Regions from separate parts of the Homo sapiens genome. Here all the other regions are linked to region 2. Evidence: chromatin loops called from intact Hi-C (ENCODE). Cell type or tissue: CD4-positive, alpha-beta T cell. All regions are shown on one strand. Links, peaks and the distances in the headings refer to the core of each region. The heading gives the core; the rest is flanking DNA. Region 1 overlaps WSCD2 (WSC domain containing 2). Region 2 holds the start of PRDM4 (PR/SET domain 4). Region 3 holds the start of RIC8B (RIC8 guanine nucleotide exchange factor B). Region 4 holds the start of LOC124903009 (a long non-coding RNA gene).

Evidence for each region. A loop is a pair of places that touch in the nucleus more often than their neighbours do. Peaks named below come from ENCODE experiments on the same cell type or tissue, not always from the same donor. Only the 100,000 strongest peaks of a DNase experiment are listed, where the experiment ranks them.
Region 1: it touches region 2 in a loop (6-fold over the local background); 8 of 110 quality-filtered maps call a loop at or near these places.
Region 3: a loop joins it to region 2, with 7 times the contacts of the local background. A loop is called at or near these places in 5 of 110 quality-filtered maps.
Region 4: it touches region 2 in a loop (5-fold over the local background); 8 of 110 quality-filtered maps call a loop at or near these places.

What each region holds. Positions count from the first base shown.
Region 1 is chr12:108,190,739-108,196,679 of GRCh38, forward strand. WSCD2 (WSC domain containing 2) reads left to right here. Exons shown (of 9, transcript NM_014653.4): 2 at 4,544-5,476. The coding sequence starts at 5,095. It overlaps LOC124903077 (a long non-coding RNA gene), which reads right to left. Exons shown (of 3, transcript XR_007063583.1): 3 at 224-281. Among named protein-coding and RNA genes, the nearest start is that of WSCD2, 64 kb to the left of the region's middle. In CD4-positive, alpha-beta T cell, for the core only: CTCF peaks have their summits at 3,279 (motif pointing left) and 3,484; a DNase peak (open chromatin) is centred at 3,293.
Region 2 is chr12:107,758,462-107,764,402 of GRCh38, forward strand. PRDM4 (PR/SET domain 4) reads right to left here and starts at 2,676. Exons shown (of 12, transcript NM_012406.4): 1 at 2,496-2,676; 2 at 2,044-2,310. The coding sequence starts at 2,054. PRDM4-AS1 (PRDM4 antisense RNA 1) reads left to right here. Exons shown (of 5, transcript NR_120474.1): 5 at 1,311-1,507. RefSeq lists silencers at 2,227-2,336, 2,387-2,966. In CD4-positive, alpha-beta T cell, for the core only: no CTCF peak of the experiment used is centred there; DNase peaks (open chromatin) are centred at 1,160, 2,140, 2,800 and 3,270; H3K4me3 peaks cover 2,552 bases; H3K27ac peaks cover 1,029 bases.
Region 3 is chr12:106,771,099-106,777,039 of GRCh38, forward strand. It overlaps RIC8B (RIC8 guanine nucleotide exchange factor B), which reads left to right and starts at 3,584. Exons shown (of 10, transcript NM_001330145.2): 1 at 3,584-3,731. The coding sequence starts at 3,648. It overlaps LOC100287944 (a long non-coding RNA gene), which reads right to left and starts at 3,733. Exons shown (of 4, transcript NR_040246.1): 1 at 3,592-3,733. RefSeq lists enhancers at 2,733-3,284, 4,055-4,104 and a silencer at 3,495-3,724. In CD4-positive, alpha-beta T cell, for the core only: no CTCF peak of the experiment used is centred there; DNase peaks (open chromatin) are centred at 3,143 and 3,443; H3K4me3 peaks cover 2,046 bases; H3K27ac peaks cover 1,342 bases.
Region 4 is chr12:107,094,039-107,099,979 of GRCh38, forward strand. It overlaps LOC124903009 (a long non-coding RNA gene), which reads left to right and starts at 3,398. Exons shown (of 2, transcript XR_007063445.1): 1 at 3,398-3,432; 2 at 4,670-4,824. In CD4-positive, alpha-beta T cell, for the core only: no CTCF peak of the experiment used is centred there; no DNase peak of the experiment used is centred there.

The DNA.
Region 1 (5,941 bases), core at 878-4,877, 430 kb after region 2:
CCCACAAAGGGGGCCTCTCAGCCTCCTCCCTGTGGAAACTCATGCCAGCCCTGGGGGGGAGGCAGAGTAGAGGTCGTCCACCACATTTAACAGATGGGGAAACTGAGGCTTAGAGAGGTGTCACATAAAATAAAGGGGGATGAAGTCGTGATAGCCAGCCCTGTGGATTGTCTCATCGAATCCTCCCCACACCTCTGGGAGGGGCATTCTATGGTTGACTTAACTTTATAGAGAGAAGATGGCAGCTCAGAGAGATGAAGTCCCCTGTCTGGACCTCACACCTGTAAGTGAATGACAGGAGGGGATATTAATACAATTATAATCCTCAACATGCTATGAACAAATAGAGACAGAGAGAAGTGGGTTGCTGAAGGCCAACAGCCCCTGTCTCACCCAGGGTTGTAGACACATTATCTGTGGATTGTGAAGAAACATCACACCTGCCTTGCAGCTATCCCAGAGGGAGGAATATGGGAGAACGTATTTGTAAAACCTTCAAACACAGTATCCAGCATATAGTAGGTATTCAACAAATGCAGTTAGTTTCATTTCCCCATTACCTTTGAGGCAGAATTTCTCTCTGGAGAGAGATAGCAGAAAGGGACAATGACAGACTAGAGAGAGACTTGGAGAGACAGAGATGGAGAGAGAGGCAGGAGAGAGAGAATGACAGATGGATGTGGGAGGCAGGGGAGTCTGGGATACCTTTGAGGATATGGGGCTTTGGCTCAGCCGAATCCTGGAACCCTTGAACCCCAGAACCACCCAGTGCTGAGTAACACAAATGCTACCTCCACAGAGCCCTGGATTTACAGTTCTCCAAGGCTGTCACCTGAGTGTTTTGGCCAGTGTGTGAAGCCATGGTTGTAGGTGTAAGCCCTGGGGGGATGAACCTGACTCTTTTTACTCATTTTTCTCTACCAGTGTTTCTTGGGACCCTCCTATGTATCAAATAGCCTTATCCCCTCCATGGGGCTCAGCTTCCAGGGGGCTCTTCCTCTGGGCGAGCCCCTGCCTCCTCCTAGCACCGGCAGGATGCTGTGGGATGGCTCAGGTCAGCACCTTCCCTCCCCAGGAGAAAAGGGAGCTCTGAAAGTGGGGGGTGGACACAGCCCCTCTCCACACGGTCCACATCCCTCCGGCAGATCTCCTTCATTTTCCACATCACCCATGCCTCAGTCTCATTCTGTTCCCTGCCAGCCCCTAATGAGCTCATTATCCTCTTAAAGCCCCTTTCGCACCCACTTAGAGAAGAGATGTGTTGGAATATGAAAGAACGAAGAGGGAACAATGAAAAAGGACTAGACCCAGAAATATCCTGAGAGAGGCAGAAAGCCACAGGGAACACTACAGCTGAAAACTTTGCTGTCTCCACGACAGCAAATGTGCTGAGGTGGCAAATGGCTTTCAAGTGTCTCACATGTGCCCTTGAGGGGCGGAGGTGGGGCTTATCTTGAGCATCTCCTATGCATCAGGTATTCCTCCTACAATGTTTAATTCAGTCCTTCCAGCAACATACTTTTTAGGGGAGAAGTCAAGATCCTTTAGGCCACTTTACAGGTGAGGAACCTGAGTCTTGCTGAGAAGGGATGTCTTGCCCCAGTCACTCACCTGGGGTAATGGAAGAGGCAGGATTTGAACCCAGGTCTGTTTGCCTGTGGAGTCCACCTCTGTTCTTGCCTGAGTGCCTCTGGAAGGGCTGGTGTCCCCTTGCCCATCCCACGAGGACTGCTGGCTTTTTCTCATCCCATCCCAGCTGCAGAAACATCTGGCACGTGTTGGCACGACCATGAAACCTCAGTGGATTCTCATGTGTGTTTTTAGAACACAGTCCCAACTCCTGAGCTTGGCATCCAAGGCTTCCCATGGTCTGGCTCCTGCCCACTGCTTGGCTGTGTTCCCAGCCCACAGTCCCCCAAGCTCCTTTGTTTCTTACCCCTCAGTGATGCACCCTCATGTGGGCTGTTCCTCTTCCCTGGGCTAACCTTCTGTTGCTCCTTCACCCAGAGAATTTTGACTCCTTTTGCAAGACCTACTGGCTCAAAGACTCCTCCCTGGGGAAGCCCTCTATGGTTCCCCCAGGCAGTTGCAGACCCTCACTTCCCTGGGCTCCCACATTCCATGGCTTCTCAACCCAGGGTCCAAACCCCACCCTGATATTTTAAGCCAAATTCTGGGAGCTTATGTGCAAGGGCTTTTTTTTTTTCTGGGCATATATCTATAGTTGTCATGAGATCCTCAAAGAGTTACAAGACCAGAATAGACATACGGTTAGGAATATAGGCTTTGAAATCAGGTGGCACTGGGTTTACCATCCTGCTGCCACTTACTAGCTCTGTGACCCTGAACAAGTTACCTAATCTCTCTGATACTCATTCCCCTCTTGTGTAAAAATAGATATAGGTCTCCCTCATAGAAATGTTTAAATGAGAGTATGTATATGTGTAGAAGAATGTCTGGCATGTATTAACTGTCCAATAAACATTAACTATAATATTGATTGCTGTATCCTGTACACACATCTACTATGGGATTTATCATAGTCTGTCTAGCATAGTGATTGTTTACATTGCTTTCTCCCTCAGTTGACTCTGAATTCTCTGAAAGCAGGGACTGTGAATTATTTATTCCTGCATCTCAAACACACACATAGTAGGCAATCAGCATATGTTTTTAAATAAATGGAAGAATGAGTGGATGACTGGATGGGTGGAGAGTTGGATGGATGGATGGATGGGCTGCTATAGTTCAGATGGATAGATGAATGGATGTATAGTTGGACAGATTAATGAATAGATTAATGGTAGGTGGATGGATGGTTCAATGAATAGATGGGTAGGTGAACTGCCGGAAGGCAAATGGATGGATGGATGGATGGATAGATGGATGGATGGACGGATGGGTTAACGAATGGATGGGTGGGTGGATGCTGGATGACAGACAGATGAATGGTTGGATGGATGGATGGGTGGATGGATAGAGGGTTGGCTTAATGACTGGATGGGTAGGTGGACTGCTGGATGACAGACGGATGGATAGATGGACAGATAGTTTGACTTTACAAAGGCATGGATTTTTGTCTGTTTTGTTCACTTATTTATTCCAAGTGCCTACGAGGGTGACATAGTATGTGCTCAGTACTTAGTTCTTGAATAAATGGGATGGCAGACTCTACCTTAAACCACAGTTAAATGCCCACACTACTGTCTGGATTAGGAGAGTATGTTACAATTTGTATCTTCCATTGGCTGACTATGGAATCTCAGGCGTTGGCTAAGATGGTCATGGGGCCCCCTGCTGGTGGTAATATGAAAAAGCATTGGCTAAATGGGGTTTTCTGTTTTCTAATTTACATTCTATTTTTCCTCTTGACTGATGATCCTGAACATTTACTCATAAAGCTGTGGTACTCAACTCTCTGTGCTCATTACCATTATCTGAGAGCACCTGGTTACAGATGTGGGTTTCCCCCTCAACCAGACATTCTGGTTGGAAAGGTTAGGAATCTATATTCACCAGGCTCTCAGGTGATTCTGAATCAGTTGTTTCTCAGACCCACACCCGGGAGACCCTGACAAAGGGTGAGCCATGCTGGTGACCGGGAGGCTGTAAGGATGGGCTACCGTCTGGGGGGCTGTCTCTGAATTCTCAAGTGATGTCCAGACTATGTGGGAAAGAGGCAGAGTCAAAGAGACACTGGTTAAGAGCTGTGATTTGCGATTTGGACTGTCCTGGGTCCAGATCCCAGCTCCATCACTCACCAGCTGTGTGACCTCCATTTCCTCATCTGTAAAGAAGAGAAATAGTTACCTCTCATAGGAATGTTGGGAGCAATAAAGGAGACAAGTGTAGATGGCTGGGCACAAAGCTGAGCACATGGTAGACACTCAATAAACACTGAATGGACAAATATGCTGCTAAATAACCCTACTTTCCTTCTTTTTCCTTTTCCTTCTTGGATAGAGGAGAGGGGCTATGGATTTTATTTCTCCCACTAGAATGTGAGCTCTATGAAAGAGGGGATTTTGCCTCTGCCGCTCACAGCTTAATTTCCAGCACCTAGGACAGTGCCTCACACAAAGTAGGTCTCACTGAGTGTTTGTTGGGAAAAAAAATGAATGAATCTGGTCTGGTTCAGAATTGCCCAGGTTCAGCAGGTAGTTCAGCAAGGACCTTGAAAGTACTTTTCAGACTTAAGGTAATCCTTGGATCAGTATATATTTGACAAATATATAGGAAGTATGGAGCAAAGCAAACCACTGGCCCATAAGAACCTGTGCTTGTCCAAGACAAAGTTTGTCCCCAACTAGGGCCCACTAGGATCCAGGTCCCTAAATTCCCAGTTTGGTGTCAAGAAAAAGGCAGTGTTCTAGAAGACTCAGGGATGCTCTTTATCTAGCACTGCTCTTAAACTGTTTCATGCCATTGGTGGTTTCCTCCTCTCTCCGGGCCTCTGCATTTCCCTGTAGGATGCTCAAGAACCCTGTGGGTTCTGTGCTTTGGTGAAGGGGCTTCTCATGCCTGTGTCTCTGCTGTTTTGCAGGTGGCATCCCTGAGTCCTGATGCCTGACTGGATGGAGGCCCACCAGCTTCTGTTCCCATGAGGTAGAAAGGCCAAGCTTGGTCTTCAGCTGGGGAAGAGGCCAGAAACAAGGCCCCCAGTGAAATAACCCAGATCCATTGGCCTGAGGAGCAGAGAAAGGGCAAGAAGTGAACTGCAGCTGCTGGTAACCCTCAGAAACCTTCTCCAAGTGCTATTCTCACAGTTCTTTAGGAACACTCTGAAGTGAAGAACAATATGTAGGAAAATGGGACCAACTTATGTGTGTTCTGAGCCTCAAAACCCCCTTGTTGGCCCAAAGAAGCTCACCTTCAGTTTGGGAGGGCTGGTAAGCTCCATCCTTTCTCATGGCCTCAGCCAAGCATTGAACTTGCCCTCCCCTTCTGGCCTTGGTGATCACTTTTTCAGGAAGAGTGAGACTGAGGACCCCCAAGTGTTCCATCCCTAAGGAAAGCTTGGGAAACCAAGCCCCTTCCATCCTCTCCCAAGCACCCCAGCCAAGCCCCAGAGAGCCAGTCCGGAATGATCCCACTATGGCCAAGCTCTGGTTCAAATTCCAGCGGTACTTCCGCCGGAAACCTGTGCGCTTCTTTACCTTCCTGGCACTCTACCTGACTGCTGGGAGCCTTGTCTTCCTTCACTCTGGCTTTGTGGGCCAGCCCGCTGTCTCGGGGAACCAGGCGAACCCCGCTGCTGCAGGAGGCCCAGCTGAGGGTGCTGAGCTGTCCTTCTTGGGTGACATGCATCTGGGCAGAGGTTTCCGGGACACAGGTGAAGCCTCAAGCATTGCTCGCAGGTACGGACCCTGGTTCAAGGGCAAGGATGGGAATGAGAGAGCCAAGCTTGGCGACTACGGTGGAGCCTGGAGCCGAGCCCTCAAGGGGAGGGTTGTCCGGGAGAAGGAGGAAGAGCGAGGTAAGAGCGAGGAACATCTGGACACTGAGGGGCTGGGGAGAAGGGAGGAGATACTAACAATGTAATAACAGCTGTCAGTTTTCAGTGTTTAATAGGAACCAGCTGTCATATCATTGTAGCTATAAATAGTGCCTGCCATTATCATCCCCATTGCACAGAGGAGAAAATTGAAGCTCAGAGAGATGAAGCGGCTTGCCCAAGGTCACACAGCTTGTCAAGAGGCAAGTTTGGATTTGAACTCCACATCTATCAGAGGTCAAAGTCTGACTCTCCCCTGTAGCCTTTTACAGTCCTTGTTAAATATACATGAAAATAAAACAGTCAGCATTTATTGGGTACTTACTAGGCACCAAGTACTGTTTCCAAGCACTTTACATATATAGAAACATCACCACAACTGTAGGTGATAGATTTTATTTATTCCCATTTTAAAGATGAGGAAAGTGGGGTACCAAGAGCACAAGA
Region 2 (5,941 bases), core at 951-4,950:
CTGGAGGTAGGTATTATTCTTAATCCCACTTTAAAGATGAGGAAACTTAAGATTCAATGATGCTAGGAAACTTAACCCAGAATCACATAACCAGTAAGGAGAGCTGGGATTTAAATTCAGAACTAATTTAAGAAACCAAAGCTCTTAACTATAGTAAGAAAAAGACAATTACAATAAAAGAACTATATTGCCTTTTACACAGTTGCAATACATTAGGGCCTATCTACTTATATTGTGGCGTATATTTAAAGTTCCACATAGACCTGTTTCTTGCATTATTAGGTTTCACCCTTATCCCTGGCCATGGATCCCATAAAACTAAGCTCTAAGACATCAATAAAATGTAAAAGGCCAACCTAGTACCTTGTATAGAACAGACATTCTGAATTTTCTTATTTTATCGGATGGAGCTATGCAAACTCATCACCCTTACCAGAAAGACAGCTAGAAGCACCTGGCAAATGAGGTACACCTTATGAAGAACAGCATGCTAATAACAGTTTTTATTATGCTATAAAATAAAGCAGCCCAGGTGTGGTGATTTACACCTGTAATCCCACACTTTGGGAGGCCAAGGCAGAAGGATCGCTTGAGCCCAGGACTTGGAGACGTCCCTAGGCAACACAGTGAGACCCCTGTCTCTACTAAACATTTTTTTTAACTTAGCCAGGCATGGTGGTTCGTGCTTGTGGTTCCAACTACAGGGGAGGCTGAAGTGGGGAGGTCGGGGCTACAGTGAGCTCTGCCTGTACCTCTACACGCCAGCTGGGGTGACAGAGTGAGACTGTGTCTTAAAAACAAAAAAAGCAAAAAATCCCTGTAGCCTAAAGAAAACATATCTACCTTAATTTTGAAAGTTGCTGGGCTTGAGTTGGTTTAAAACAGACTTTTCCCTAACTCTTTATAGCTACAACCATAATTAAAACACTACAATCACTACAGCTGTAACAGCCTACTTAACAAATTGGTTACAATATTTTTTTAAAAGTACAACTACAAGTCTGCACCTTCAACTCTCATTCTGAAAATTCCTGAATATTTATTTAATTTCAAGATAAAAATCAGCATGGTGTTTCTAGGTTGACTCCTAGGCCTTCTCAAACCAGTTCAAACCAGAGTTTAATGCGAGAGGCTCAGCAGATTTCTGCTTTGTTGTGAGTCACTAAAACGTGATGACCTCAGCAGCCATAAACCAAAGGTAATGAGTATCCCACAGAGAGAAGGCAGATGAAGGGAATGTACAATATGATCCTCATAAGACTTTCTCATTCTAAAATGCAGTTCTATTCTCATTTTCTTTCTCCTATGAGATTCTAAGAAGCAATCCCGGAAGAAGGCAAGAATCAAGATACTAAGCTCTATCTTCCCTACTCATTTAGGGTAAAATAATTTCCTACACAGTTCTACAGTTTATGTGTGTGTTTCTAACTGACCTATGCAACCATCTGCCAGTTGCTGATTTTACACCTTTTTCTTCGCATAAAATATAATAAACTAACTGAAATGCAGCCACTTTGAAAAATGCAGTGGGGCTTCAATAATTTCAATGAATTTGTGCCTTATCTTCCTTATTCTAAACATACGGCCTTTGAAAGGGCCTTGAAAAAACAGCCAAATGCAACAATTTCTGTGGCCTGCTTCTGTACTTAAACATCAGCATGAAGCTTGCAGAATTAAGAACTTAATTCCCTCACTATCGTCCCTGCCATACCAGCAAAACTCAAGGTGAAGCATAATAAGATAACAATACACGTTGGAATCCGGAAAAATATATTAAACGCTCAAATAACTGAAAGACACAGGAAAAGGTGTCAACAAGCCAACAATAAACGTGTGGCTACTGGGAACAACTTTCCACATGTGGAGTAAATTAGGATGCATGAGATTACATTCCACCCAACACTAGTTTCTGGATTTGTTTCCTTTGCAAATCACACCTGTAACCTTCTCAATGGCACCAAAAACAACGGCACTGACCCTGGACACTCACTCGCCAGAGTTTCCAACGATGTCACCAGTGCTGAAGCCCACCTCCCTACTCACCTGTGATGCATCGGCTTGGGGCCAAATATCAGAGAAAGGAGCGCTCGGGTGGTGGGGAACAGGCATCAGGGTTTGCGTTCCAGGGTCACGTGCTACCACATCTTGCTCACAACCGCTGCACCGACGCGGCCACTCGTCCCCGGGGTCGCCCGGGGCCGCCCAACTTCTCCCGAGGGCCGGTGGCCGTGCACCCCGCCACGGGTTGGGGCATCTCGGGGAACACCTGGGGCCTTCCGTCCAGAAGCTTCGGGAAGGGGGCTGCCCAACCTGGGGGAGTGGGGACAAGAGCGGTCACCAAAACCACAACAAGGTCGCAGCCCCCATCCCAGCTACCCGAAAGCCCCAGGCGCTGCCGACACCGCCACCCAAGGGCTGTGGATTAGCCCGCCCGCGGCCCGCAGGCCGGGCCGCCGCGCCCCGCCCCGCTCCGGCCGGGCCCGCGCGCAGCCCACCTGCCAGCTGCGCTGGGGGCGCACGCGCCTGCCCCACTGCTTTGTTCCTCATCCGGGCAGAGTTCGCCTCGGGGCCCTGCCCGTCCGCTCGGCCCCCTCACCCCGGGGGCCGCTGCCCTAACGTTTCCCGTCCCGCCCGGCCCTTCCCGGCCCGCGGCCTCCTCTGGGCCGCACCCTCTGCGGCGCGTTTCCGGATCCTCAGCCACTCTCAGCGCCCGCCGCTCCGCCCCTCGTGCGTGCGCCCTCCCCGCCGCGGCCCGCAAGCGGCGCCCGCGCACCGCGTCGCCCTTCTCCCAGCCCAGGCCCCTCCGCGCGTGCGCACGGCAGAGGCACTGGCCGCGAGAGGCTCGGCCGGGAGTTCCGCGTCTCCATCCGGCCGGGTAGAATCGAGCGCCGAGCGATCGGCCCATGGTTGCTAGGCGACCAGGGCTGCTGTTCCTGCAGGGATTGAGTTTTGAATCCCCTAAATCCCGCAGACTCAGGATTTCGTCTTCATGACATTCCCCTACTAGAGAAGCATGGGTCCACACAAAGCCCCCAAAATTCGAAGTATGGGATTTGGCCCCGAGGGTTGCCTCTGCTGCCCAGGAGGAATTGGGATTCTATCCTGAATATTTTCGGCCGTCTGCTACACCTGAAGGCTGCCCAGTTTCCCTGCTTCCCGTCGTAAATGCTGGGGTTTGGGATTTTAAACAAAATTTCCTTCCCCTTTTCTCTGCCCTCAGTTCTCTACTGCGCGCCAGGCACTGTGCCTAACGCTAGGAGTACCGAGATGGCTTTAAAGGAAGGTGGTCCCAAGCTCCTGAGCAGTAGACGTTGAAATTACACCACACTGCCTGGTGGCTCCCTTACACCAGCAGAACAGCAGACCCAGGAATTCTTCCTGTCATTCACAAAGCGTCTGTTGAATTACATCTCAAACCTAGGGATACAGAGCAAGGCACAAGCCCTGACCTTCACCTGCCTGCAGTCTAGTGGGAACTGATGAATTTTGAAAATTCAGTCTAATGTGAAAGGGTAGAGGCACATGCAACCTTTTGGACGAGAGCTGGGAGGGGTGTCAACCCCCATAATGTTTCCCTTCGTTTACTTCTCATGGGGGGAAAGCACATTCCAGATGAGGAAACTTCACTGAACATTGGCAGGCAGGTCACATTGGTTTTGCTCTCTGTTGACAACAAATAGAAATCTAAATCAAGAAGGTCATCATCTCAACTGAGAGACAGTATTCCCTGAAATGCCACTTCAAATCTGGAGCCTAGAGAATGATGATGTATCTTATTACCGGCCGAATGCTTTCACTAGGTTTGGGTTTGGATGTCTGTTCTTTTGGAACAATTTTATTAAGTTGAGAGGTGAACATAAAAATCAGGTCACATAAATGTAAGAGCTAAAACCATAATACTTACAGAGGAAAATAAAGGCAAAAATCTTTGTGACCTTGATAGGACAAAAAAATCACAAACTATTAAAAAATTGGAGCAAGTGCAGTGGCTCTCTCCTCAGCACTTTGGGAAGCTGAGGTAGGAGGATCGCTTGAGCCCAGGAGTTTGAGACCATCCTGGGCAACAAAGTGAGACCCTGTCTCTACAAAAAATAAAAAAAATTAGCTGGGCATGGTGGTATGCACGTGTAGCCCCAGCTACTTGGGAGGCTGAGACAGGAGGATAGCTTGTGCCCAGGAGTATGAGGTTGCAATGAGCTAAGATTGTGCCACTGCACTCCAGCTCAGGTGACAGAGAGAGACCCTATCTCAAAAAAAAAAATGACAAATCGAACTTCATCAAAATTAAAATGGTTGATCTTGAAAAGATACTGTCAACAAAATGAGTCAAGTGAGAGACTGGGAGAAAATATTTTCAAAACAAATATCTGACAAAGGATTTGTATCTTGACTATATAAAGAACCCTTTAAACACAATAATAAGAAGACAATTAAATTTAAAAACTTAGGCAAAAATTTCAACAGCCATTTCACCAAAGAAGCTATATGGATGGCGATTAAGCACACAAAAAGATGTGCAGCATCATTAGGTATCAAAGAAATGCAAATCAAAGCACAATGAAGTGATATTACACACTTACTAGAATGGCTTCAATTAAAAAGACCAACTATAACAAGTGTTGGCACAGATATGGAGCAACTGGCACCCTCACATTTTGTTGGTGGGAATGCAAAAAAAATGCCACAGCCATTTTAGAATTTCTTTCTTTTTTCTTTCTCTCTTTTTTTTTTTAGACAGAGTTTCACTGTCACCCAGGCTGGAGTGCTGTGCTGTGGTCTCAGCTCACTGCAGCCTCTGCCTGCTGGGTTCAAGTGATTCTCCTGCCTCAGCTTCCCCAGTAGCTGGGATTACAGGTGCTCACCAGCATGCCTGGCGAACTTTTGTATTTTTAGTAGAGATGGGGTTTCACCATGTTGGCCAAGCCGGTTGCGAACTCCTGACCTCAAGTGATCCACCTGCCTTAGCCTCCCAAAGTGCTGGGATTACAGGCATGAGCAACCATGCCTGGCCAGCAATTTCTTATACCTCTTATACCATCCAATTCTCCACACTCCTTAGGTATTTACCAAAGAAAAATAAAAACATATGTACAAAGACTTGTACGCCAATGTCCATAGCTGCGTTATCTGTCATAGGCCAGAACAGGAAATGACCCAAATGTCCATCAACTGGTAAATGAATAATGATAGTGTACAGTATCTATACAGTGGAATACTCAGAAATAAAAAGGAACAAGCTGTTGATACATGGATGGATCTCAAAGACGTATTATGCTAAGTGAAAGGAACCAGACACAATAGACTACATATTATGAGTCCAGGTATGAGAAATTCTAGAAAAGGCAAAACTGTAGTAATAGAAAGCAGAGAAGTGATTGTCAGAAGTTGGGAATGGGTTGGGGGATGAGATTGCCTACAGTGGGGGCATAAGAGAACTTTTAGGAGTGATGAAAATGGTCTTGATTGTGGTAGAGGTTACACAATTGTATACATCTGTCCAAATTAATCAAATAGTAAACTTGACATTGGTGAATTTTATTGTATGTAAAAATACCTCAAAAATTCAATTAAAAAATTATGTCAAGATTAACAAAAATTGAAGTGTTCTGACTCTACTCCCCAGACTAGGCCCACTGTATGCTCTCTCATAGTACCTATCTTTATTGTAATTAATTGTTTAATTTTCTATTTTGCCAAATACATTTTAAATTTTGGGGAGAAGATTCATGTCTATCTTATTTAATGCTATACAACATAGCACTATACCTGGCATATATTAGATATTCAATGAATTTCTGATGCCTGAGGGAAAGTCAAACTGGCATAATTTGAAGCCACACATATTGACTCATATATCTATTTACTTGGAGATGTACAGCAAATGTTTGCTCAAAGATTGCCTTAACTGCTGATTTAGGGTGACTTACCCCTTTAAGGAGAC
Region 3 (5,941 bases), core at 1,219-5,218, 990 kb before region 2:
CAAGGAATGATTTGCATATATCATATTGATATTTGATTTGCACATATTGATTTTCACATCCCCACTCTTCATAATAGGTTTTTCTAAAGAATTAGCATATTTAAAGGTGGTTTTGTTTTTCCGAGAATCACAAAATTTTAGAACTGAAAAATTTAGAACTGAAATAATATCTGGATCAATCCCTTAGTTTAACAGCTAAGGACACTGTGGGACAATCCAGCTATTATTTCAGTTCTAAATTTCTAAACCTCAAGAAAGGCTGAGTGAGTGGCCTCACATAGTGAGGTGGTGGTTGCTGAGTGACAAGTCATATCTTGAATTAGTGGAATTCTCTGAACTCCAGTTCTGGAGCTGTAGCCAATAGACCAAACTGCCAAGGCTTTAAATTCTGCTTTCTTCTAAAGAAAATGTATTCAAAATATTATAACAGTTGAATTTTAAAAGCTGTTAGCACCAGGTACTCATTAAAGACCTTCAGTTTGGCACATTCCAACTAGCCCATTGTCATGGCAAGAGGAAATGCCACAGCAGGATATATCAAAGTCCAAAATAAATGACTAGTATCTATTTGCAGGCTTTTTCATTGGCCCTAACCTGAAAGTCCATAATATTTTATGTTATCAGAGCCCAGGGTGCTTCTAGCCCTTAACTATACCACTTATTAGCAAACTTCCTTGCTTATGAGCCAGCTAATCAATACTCTGAACTTCCCTTTTCTCTGTAAAAAAGAAAATAGTGCCTCTTATTGATCTTGCAATTTCAGCTATAGTAAGGATTAAATCAAATAATCTATGTGGAGATATTTTAAGAATTTAAAATCTCTATCCATAGATATATATAGGATTACTATATTACTGTTTGTAAGAGCAACGACTTGTGAAAAAATATTTGTTGCTTTGATTACCAAGGCTCTAAATATTAATTCCTTGCTATCATGCCACTCAAGCATCACCAGGAAGTGAAGTCAGAACAGGACTAGAGTCTCTAGTCCCTGAAAGTATCCCGTAACTAATATTCAAGGAGGTAAAGTGATGTAGTGACCTAGGACTCAGCTAGTCTAGGCTCCATTCCCAGAGTCTGCTATTGACCTTGGACAAGCCACTTAATTTTTCTGGAACCAGAGTCTCGTCAGTGGTCAAAAGATGACTTGAATTAGAGTCAAAGATCCCTTTGAGTTACAAAATCAGAATATGAACATTTAATTAAAATTACTAAAGTACAACTTCCCAAGTCATTAATTCATCTCGTTTTACATTTTTTAAATCTCTTTTTAGAAGTACAGAGTTGGAGACTAAAAACATAGCCTATTTCTGGCAAACAGACATTTCAAAGACATGTGTCTGAAATGTCAGAGACCTTCTAAAAGAATTCTAAAGAGAAACATCTCTACGGAAATAAGATACTTTGTGCTCGTTTAATATCGTCTCTGGGAGACCCTTGCTCCAAAAATAAATATATGGATACCCCCAAAGCACTTAATTCTGTACTGGACACAGAGCAGGCACCCAAATACTTTGTTAACAGCTCTCAGTTTTTGTCCCAGTTCTTGTTACTTAACTCATCTGACCCTGTTTTCTTATCTATAAAGTGGGAACAATACCTTCCCCAATGATCCATTGAGATTAGAAGTATTAAAAAGTTCTGTAAACTGTTAAAAACAATTGCAAGATGTTACTATTAGCTTAGAAAATTAGCTAACTATTCCATGACCTTACTAAAATGTGCTTTTTGGAGAGATGGATTAAAATCTTTCTGACTTAATTTATTACAGAGCACCTACCCCAATGCCTGACTCAAATATGCTCAATAAATGTTTGCTGCATGGAAAGTATAATATACAGAAAGACCAAAAGCTCCATAAACTCAGGTCCCATGTTCGTTCTTATTTCCGAATTCCCAGTATCTAGCAGAATATCTACCACAGCATAGAAGAAATTCAATCATTAGATAAATAAACTTTTGCCCCCTCTAGTTCCTCTTCAGCACAGCTCAAGAGGGAGAGACTGGTAGGGGAGACATCAAGGATGATTATGGGTAAAGGCTGCTTGGAATGGAAAACTTGAAATTACTTGGAGAATTCATCCACTTTCCATCAAAAAAAAGCTTGGGAGAGCAGAAAGAGCACAGGCTCTGAGTTCAAATTCAGTTTCCAAAAATCTGCAATTTTGATAAATTAACCAACTAACCTCTCCAAGACTCAGTTTCCTCATCTTAAAATGAGAATAACTCATATGGGTGCTCACTAGAATGGAAGCTCCATGAAGGCAGGGACTTTACTTTGGGCCCACTGTATCCACACTGCATTTAACAGCACCTGGGCACAGCACAGGCTCTCAAATATTTGTTGAATGAATGTGTATGAAATTGATTGAGCTAACACAGGTGAAGTATTAACAGAGTGCCTGACACGTAATTACCACCGGGGCAATGGGAATCTTTGTCATCACCACCACCGCTACTGTATCGGTATTATTACAGTTCCCGGAGGTCGTAGAGCGGCCGCTTCGGGGGGAAAGGCCTGGTTTCAAACCTCGACTTTCCCATTCTCTGGCCGTGTGACTTAGGATAAATTACTGAAACTATTCGGGTTCCTTTTTATTTCCACAAAAATTTGTGTTGGGAGAATTAGAGGATATAGGGAAATTACCTAAGAGAGTCTGGAGCCCCGGTGGCACGAGATGCATGCTAGAGATTAGTATTAAGGCAGAAAATCGCCGAGTCCTCTTTTATCCAGATAACTGCCTTCAATTATTTCCCACATTACTGTAGCTGAGTACATAACAAGAACGCAAATAAGGGTGGAAGGAATTCCCGAGACCGAAACCGCTAAATGAGAAAAGGGAATTAAACCGTGCTTGACAGTTCCCACCAAGGGATGGCAGTTTCCGCGACCGTCGGCCAGTCCAGCCAGCCCAGCCAGCCGAGACTGAAGCAGGACAGTCAGCGACATAACGAACAAAACCGAAGCAGACGCTTAGACCCTCCCTCTAACGGTCTCCCCGCCGCTGGCCTCAGGCGGCCGCCAGACTCCCGTTTCCGGCCCTCGCGGTACCACAGTTCCCAGCATGCCCTTGGCGGGAATTCTTTCCGGCTGGATGACTACCAATCCCAGCATGCCATTCGGCACGCCAGTAAATTAGATGGAAGAGCGGGATAGCCCCATTGCATGCAGGGAATTGCAGTCCATTTAGCGGCTGGTTCATAGATGGGCGGGGAAGAGCCGGGTTGCTCTAGTCCTTTGAGAATGATTCATAGAGGAGGGTCAGGAAAGAAGAACGGTTCAGTCTGTGAAAGCCCCCTTAAAAGACTGGACAGTTCTCCGAGGGAGGGAGAGGCAGGAGAGCAAGCAGGGCCTTGGGCCTGACTCCGCCTCGGTCCGCTAGCCAGGCCTCGACCGAGTCCTGGGCCTTGTCAGGGGCGGCCGTGAGGCGCCGGTTGCTGGGGGAGCGGTGACGTCGCGGGGTGAAAGTTGAGGGGCGGTGACGTCGGGCCGGCCCGGGCGGAGGCTGGCGGGTTGGAGGCAGGACGGAGGGAGGGAAAGAGGGAAGGAAGGAAGCTGGGAAGGAGCGAGCGGGGGCGCGAGGCGTTTACCTGGAGGCAGCGGCTTGGGCGCGCAGAGCGGCCGCGGCTCCCCCGCACCTGCGGCCATGGATGAGGAGCGCGCCCTCTACATCGTCCGGGCCGGCGAAGCAGGGGCTATCGAGCGGGTCCTGAGGGATTACAGCGACAAGGTAAAGAGTCCTGGCCCCGGGCGTGCGGTATCGCACCCCCGGGCCGCCCTCCGTGCTTGCACATCGCATCCTTCCCCACCCCCCTCATTCCGGGGATGCGCATTGCTCTCCCCCGAAAACGTTTCCGGCTTGGGCATGCGTGTTTGTGCCCCCAGCCTTTTCCATCCATGCATCCTGCATCCCACTACCCCCACTGTAGCGCCCACTCCTCTGATTCCTGGCCCAGCAGCTTGACCTCCGGTCCTCCTCTCAAGCGTGCAAGTCACACCCCCGGAATCCGTAGATGTGCATCTGTGCCCCGTGCCCCACTCCTGGATGCATAAATGCATGAGAGGCTTCCTCACCTGTATAGCATAAAAATACGTGCTTCCCTGCATAAACACGGCCCTTGACATGCATCAAATGTATCAGCAACGATGGCAGTTTCTATACGTTTAGCACTGTACGGTTTTCAAGGCATTGATGTCTCATCTATGGTCTCCTTTGATCCTCAGAGTGTTTATAGGGTAGATGGTATCATCCTCCCCATTTTATAGATGAGGAAACCGAGGTGCAAAGAGCTGAAATCACGCCCAAGGTCATGGACATATAATGTTGTAAGTGGGTGGAGAATGTAACTCCTAATGATACCTGTTATTTGTATCGCATTAACAGCTTTCCTATCCATTATCTTATTTAATCTTACAGCAATCCTGTGAGGTATTATCTGCATTTTGCAATTGAGACTCTAGATTGGTTAAGTAACTTGCCCAAGGTCATACTTGGAGCTGGTATTCCAGTTTAGTTCTTTCCACTTCACAACTCTGCGTAAAAGAGTATCTTGTTATAAATCCCAGTCACTTCTCAGAACCTCTTTCCAAGAACCGTTAGCTCTTCATTACTTTTCCTTCCAGGAATTTTACATGCTCACTTCAAAAGATAGCCTACCACACCTTTATCCTTTGGTTTAGAAGACTGCTTTATAGGAATGACTGGCGACTCCCTTCTGTGAAAACACACCCAACACCAAGTCACAACCTAGCTGTTAATGTTTTTCTTTCTTTTGCCCCCGTACATCGTCTCCCCTTCAGTGTTTGCTTTGTGTCCACCACTGCATCCATCCACTTTGTATTACTGACAATTGGTGTCTTATTTTTGAATCTTTTCCACCCGGGGCAGAAATGGCATACTGGTGGCTGAATTCCCGTTTAATCTTCCCAACAACCCTGGGAGGAGAGTGATGGTATTCCCCAATTCACAAATGATAAAATTTAGAATGATAATGTGGTCCCAAGTCCACACAGCCACTGAGAGATAGAGCTGAGATTTGAATTTACGTTGTCCAACTCCAAGTCCAGCGAGCGCTCTTTCTGCCGTACTGTGTTGCTTTCCTTGGGAAGATTCATAGGTTCTATCTATTCATATCTTAGCTCCTTCACTTTCTGATACACTTTATTGTTGAACATGTCTGCCTAATTTAGGAATAACTCATTCAATGCATAGTTGTACATATTGTGGAGATTATGATTTAACCCGATTTATTACTGCTTTCCAGAAAAGATATAAGGCAGCTTCAAACTGATTTTCAGAAGCAAGAAATGCAAAGAGAACTTGGCCATTTGTTGAATCAACTAATGTTTATTTAGCACTTACTATATGCCAGATACCCAGCAATAAATAGGAATTTGTTTCTGTAGGGGAGGAAGGAGGAAAAACCTTCAACTGGATATAATCACGTTCTTTAATATTTCTCCTTCCCTTTATGGCTAAACTAATTAGACTCCAGATTTGCTTCCTCCAATTTATCTCTTCTCATTGGTCTCCCTCCAGATTGGTATCTACTTACCACTCCTGGCCAGGTGCTGTCAGAGCTTAAATCCTGAACATCTCCAGCTCCCCTTTTGTATTGGGAATGTTTTTAAGGTTGTTTTGCATGGTGTGTCTTGCTTAAGGTGGTATCTGAAGTGTTTCAAAAGATTCCCAAACCCTTGTAATTTTGGGATCAAGCCTGAGAGTGCTCTGACTAGATGTGAACTGGGTCAGTTAGCTCTTTCAGAAGAAAGCGCTCCCTTCTTTTTTGGAGACAGGGTCTGTATCTGTCACCCAGGCTGGAGTGCACTGGTGCAATCACGGCTCACTGCAGCCTCCATCTCCTCCCCCCCACCGACCCTCCCAAGTAGCTGAGACTACAGGTGCGTGCAACAGCACTGGGCTAACTTTTTAAATTCATT
Region 4 (5,941 bases), core at 1,285-5,284, 660 kb before region 2:
TTTGGGGAGGGCCTGGAAATTGTCCGGTTTCCTTCAGGAGCCAGTGGTGGAGTCGGGCGGAGAGTGAGGGGAGGATGGAGTGGAAGGAGGAGAGTGGGAGGCTCCACGTACATTTCAAGTCCAAACCATGTGCTTCAATCCTGCTTTGGCCAGAGAACCCTACTTTGGAGATTGTGGAGCTGTGCCCCTCCACTCTCCTGGCCCTTGGGTGCCTCCTCCCCCTTGTACATACTCTGGGGAAAAGGGTAATTGGCAGGACGGATGCCAGGCATTCCTGGACTTCCTGGAATTTTTTTAATACTAGCGATATATATCATCAACCTTTCACCCCTCGTCTCTTACATTTAATGTAGTTTACCGGTCTCTTTGAAACTGGACGTTTGTCTACTTTTCCAGCGACAGTGAACTGCAGGCCATGGCATCCCTTAGATATATGATGCCCTTAAATTCATTCAATGATTACTTTTTGAATGAACTAGGCACTGTTCAAAGCACTAGAGATACAGGAGATACTTAATAAAACAGACTAAAACCCCACCCCTCCTGGGGTTTACAATTTGTCTCTTAACCTTTGCTGTTTTTTCCTCTATAAAATACTCTTCTTTGGAATCCAGTACTCAATATTACCACCTTTGAGCTACCTAGGATATTTCTACGCATCCCTTTAGACTCAGATGAAATAATAACTAATTTCTGAAAGTATTCCTGATCCCTAGGGCAAATTTAGGACCTCCCTGGGTTCTCCAAGTATGTTTCTGTTACATCACTTTTCACACTACCGTGAAAATTAGTTGAAAAGTGCCCATTCCTAGCAATACCAACTCAGTAATAGTACTTATTATCATAATAATGTGCCTCTGATTCCCTCTGAAGTGTGATTTCTCAAGGACTGGGTCTGTATTCAGTTTTCTTTTGTTTTTATTTTTTGCATCAACACCAGAACAGAGCCTGACATAGGCAAATGCTTATTTAATGAATGAATGAGTGAGTGAGTGAGTGCTGTTGGCCACCAGTGTGTTTGGCAAAGTTAAAAGAAAGAAGGAGATGGCAATTCTTATTGGTTGAATTGTGTGTCCCCAAAATCATATAACTCTCAATGACTATAAATGTGGCCTTATTTGGAAATAAGGTCTTTGTACATGCTCAAGTTAAGATGAGGTCATTAGGGTGCACCCTAATCCAGTGTGATTGGTGGCCTCATATAGTGGAGAAATTTAGACACAGAAATACATATACATACAGGGAAAATACCATGTAAAGATTGGAACTGTGCTGCCACAAGCCAAGGAACTACTGGAAGCTAGGAGAAAGACCTGGAACAGATCCTTTCTTAGCACCTTCACAGGACTGTCGCACTGCTGACACCTTGATTTTGAACTTCTGGCCTCTAGAACTGCGAGACAGTTAGTTCCTATTGTTCTAAGCCTCCCAATTTGTGGTGCTTTTTTACAGCAGCCCTAGCAAACTAGTGCAGCAATAAAGTAAATTCAATACTCTAGAGAGCCAATCTGTCTGAATAGTCTTCCCTACTTCTGCTTCTGTTGCCACAAGAAGTATATATCAGCCTTTCTTTGGTTCTGTAAGAATACTTTTAAAATTATATATATGAATGATATGGTTTGGCTGTGTCCCCACACAAATCTCATCTTCAATTGTAGTTCCCATAATCCACACGTGTTGTAGGAGGGACCCGGTAGGAGGTAATTTAATCATGGGGGCAGTTACCTTCATGCTGTTCTCATGATAGTGAGTGAGTTCTCACAAGATCTGATGGTTTTATAGGGGGCTTTTCCCCCTTTTGCTTAGCACTTCTCCTTCCTGCCTCTATGTGAAGAAGGTTGTGTTGGCTTCCCCTTCTAGCATGATGATCAGTTTTCTGAGGCCTCCCCAGCCATGCTGAACAGTGAGTCAATTAAACTTCTTTCCTTTATAAATTACCCAGTCTTGAGTGTGTCTTTATTAGCAGCATGAGAACAGACTAATATAGTAAATTGCTACTGGGAGGTGCTGCTATAAGGATACCCAAAAATATGGAAGCACCTTTGGAACTGGGTAACAGGCAGAGGTTGGAATGGTTTGGAGGGCTCATAGGAAGACAGGAAAATGTGGGGAAGTTTGGAACTTCCTGGAGACTTGTTGAATGGCTTTGACTAAATTACTGATAGGGATATGGACAATGAAGTCCAGGCTGAGGTGGTCCCAGATGGAGATGATCTTTTTGGGAACTAGAATAAAGGTGACTTTTGCTATGTTTTAGCAAAGAGATCTGTGAAACTTTGAACTTGAGAGAGATGATTTAGGGTATCTGGCAGAAGAAATTTCAAAGCAGCAAAGCATTCAAGAGGTGTCTTGGGTGCTGTTAAAAGTATTCAGTTTTATATATTCACAAATAATATGGCTTGGAATTGGAACTTATGTTTAAAAGGGAAGCAGAGCATAAAAGTTTGGAAAATTTGCAGCCTGACAATGTGATAAGAAAGAAAAACCTATTTTCTGAGGAGAAATTCAGACCAGCTGCAGAAATTTGCCTAAGTAATTTGGAGCCAAATGTTATTCTCCAAGACAATGGGGAAAACGTCTCCAGGGCATGTCAGAGGTCTTCACAGCAGCCCCTCCCATCACAGACCCAGAGGCCTAGGAGGAAAAAATGGTTCTGTGGGCCAGGCCCAGGGCCTTGCTGCTTTGTGCAGCCTTGGGACTTGGCGCCCTGTGTTCCAGCTGTGGTTAAAGGGGGCCAACGTACAGCTCAGGCCATGGCTTGAGGGTGCAAGCTCCAAGCCTTGGCATCTTCCACATGGTGTTCAGCCTTGACAGAAGTCAAGAATTCAAGTTTGGGAACCTCTGCCTAGATTTCAGAGCATGTATAGAAATGCCTGGATGTCCAGGCAGAAGTTTTCTGTGGTGGCAGATCTCTCATGCAGAACCTCTGCTAGGACAGTGCAGAAGAGAAATGTAGGGTTGGAGCCCCATACAGAGTTTCCACTGGGGCACTGCCTAGTGGAGCTGTGAGAAGAGGGCCACCATCCTCCAGACCCCAGAATGGTAGATCCACCGACAGCTTTCACCGTGCACCTGGAAAAGCTGCAGACACTCAACACCAGCCTGTGAAGGAAGCTGGGAGGGGGGCTGTGTCCTGCAAAGCCACAGGGGCATAGCTGCCAAAGAGGTGGGAGCCCACCTCTTGCATTAGCATGACCTGGATGTGAGACATAAAGTCAAAGGAGATCATTTTGGAACTTTAAGGTTTAATGACTGCCCTATTGGATTTCAGACTCATGTGGGGCTTGTAGCCCCTTCATTTTGGCCAATTTCTCCCATTTGGAATGGGTATATTTACTGAATGCCTGTAACTCCCTCCACTGTATCTGGGAAGTAACTAACTTGCTTTTGATTTTACAGGCTTATAGGTGGAAGGGACTTGCCTTGTCTCAGGTAAGACTTTGGACTTGGACTTTTGGGTTAATACCTGAATGAGTTAGGACTTTGGGGGACTGTTGGAAGGGTATGATTGTGTTTAAAAATGTGAGGACATGAGATTTGGGAAGGGTCAGGGCTGGAATGATATGGTTTGGGTGTGTCCCCACCCAAATCTCATCTTGAACCGCAGTTCTGATAATCCCCATGTGTTGTGGGAAGGATCCAGCAGGAGGTAATTTAATCATGGGGGCAGTTACCCCCTTTCTGTTCTCATGATAGTGAGTGAGTTCTCTTGAGATCTGATGGTTTTATGAAGGGCTTTTCCCCCTTTTGCTCGGTACTTCTCCTTGGTGCCTCCATGTGAAGAAGGGTGTATTGGCTTCCTTTTCCACCATGGTGGTCAGTTTTCTGAGGCCCCCCACAAGCCATGCTGAACTGTGAGTCAGTTAAACCTCCTTCCTTTATAAATTACCCAGTCTCGGGTACATTTGTATTAGCAGTGTGAGAACATACTAATACAATGAAAACCCTGGGGAGGATCCCCTGAGCCCAAGAGTTAGAGAGCAGCCTGGGCAACATGGTAACACCCCATATCTACAAAAGATACAAAGAAATTAGCCAGGCCTGGTCCAGCTACTAGGGAGACTGAGGTAGAAGGATTGATGTAGCTGGCAGATGGAGGCTGCAGTGAGCCAAGACCATGCCACTGCACTCCAGCCTGGGTGACAGAGTGAGACCCTGTCAAGAAAAGGAAAGGAAAGGAAAGGAAAGGAAAGGAAAGGAAAGGAAAGGAAAGGAAAGGAAAGGAAGAGGGAGGGAAAAGAAAAGAAAAGGAAAGGAAGAGGGAGGGAAAAGAAAAGAAAAGGAAAGGAAAGAAAAGGGAAGAAAGAAAGAAAGAAAAAGAAGGGGGAGGGAGGGAGGGGAAGGAAGGAAAGAAAGAGAAAGAGAGAGAAGGGGAGAGGGGAAGGGAAGGGAGGGGAGGGGAGGGGGATTAGGGAGGAGAGGGGGAGGGGAGGGGAAGAGGAGAGGAGGGGAGGGAAGGGAAGGGAAACCCTGTGTTCACTGTAAAGTGTTAAGCAAATATGGGTCATTTTTACTGATGAGGATAAGCCTTGGGTCATCACCACACTTAGCCTCCCCTCGCCTATGCAGCAGATCTGGTATACAGAGCTGTGCCTTCACTTGGATTGCTTCATTCTTCAGGGCCCATTATTGTACTTTTTAAAATACAATGTTTTGTGTTTCCTTTTAGGCAATTTGAAAGTAAGCAGATTGTGTCTAAAGACATAAGAATTGTTTTCAAGCATCCAAATGAAACAGTGGGAGGTGCAGAGAATATTGATTTGTATAGAGTTGACTTACGTTTGTGGATTTTTCATTCAATAAAAACAGGTTTTTTTTTTTAAACAGCTGTGTGGGGGTGTGTGTATAACTTTCATTTAAACATAAAATGCTAATTTATTATAAAAGTGTCAGTAGTGTCAACTGCACATTCCTCAAATACTGAAGGGTTTTTATGGCATATAAATGATTTAGGGGAGGAGGGTTACCATTTAATACTAGCTATGGCTTTTGAGCACCTACTATGTGCAAGCTTATTTGTATAGATTATTAATCCTAGTAATCTTAATTATGCAGTTTATTAATATTTAATAATTATTTAATAAGAATCTGTGCCCAGTTTGCTGTTGAAGAAACAGAAACTCAGAAACACAAATACATAGTCAAACCCGTTGAAAAACTAATACTGTTTTTGGATCCAAAACTCTTTCCTTAAAATATACCATCCCTCACTGACACACACACTCCCATTCTTTTCAGAGTGAATATTATGTATAAAGGGGGAAAGAAGAGGTGGAGGCCATTGTTAGGAATCATTTTTGAAATTCTGGTTGGCTCCAACATTGTGGTGGTAAGAGAGTACAGGACTAAGAGGAAGAGAGCAGTTTGTATCTCAGCTTGCCATTAAATTAGTTGATCATCTTGAACAAGTCACCCAGGTTTTCTTGGCCTAATTCATCTATAAAATGAGGGAACTGAACTACATGATTTCTAAGTTTTCTGTGCTATTTTAAAATTCTATGAACGTGACCCTGCTGTGAGCTCAGAAATATATGAGTCCTGTTAAAGGTTCTTTTAACTGCCAACAATGTTAGAAAAATCAATGTATCCTTGATTTCATGAACACTCTTGATAAAAGTGAGTCAGATCTCTAAATCAAAAGCCTGTGTTGTCTCTTGAACCCATCTTGCAGAGGTGATTTTTGGCATCTGTTAATACACAAATAATGAAGGAGTAGACAGTCTGTTCAGCTCGTTCAATCCTGATATGATGTGAATGTTGGCTGAGTATCCTTCACACTGGAGTCTTTGGGGGATTGAATTTAAATGTGTTAAAGGGTGATTTTTTTTTTAAGACAGGGTCTCATTCTGTTGCCAACGCTGGAGTGCAGTAGCATGGTCATAGCTCACTGTAATTATTTTTTAAAGGTAAGTTATGACTTTTTTATGAATATAAAATGAAC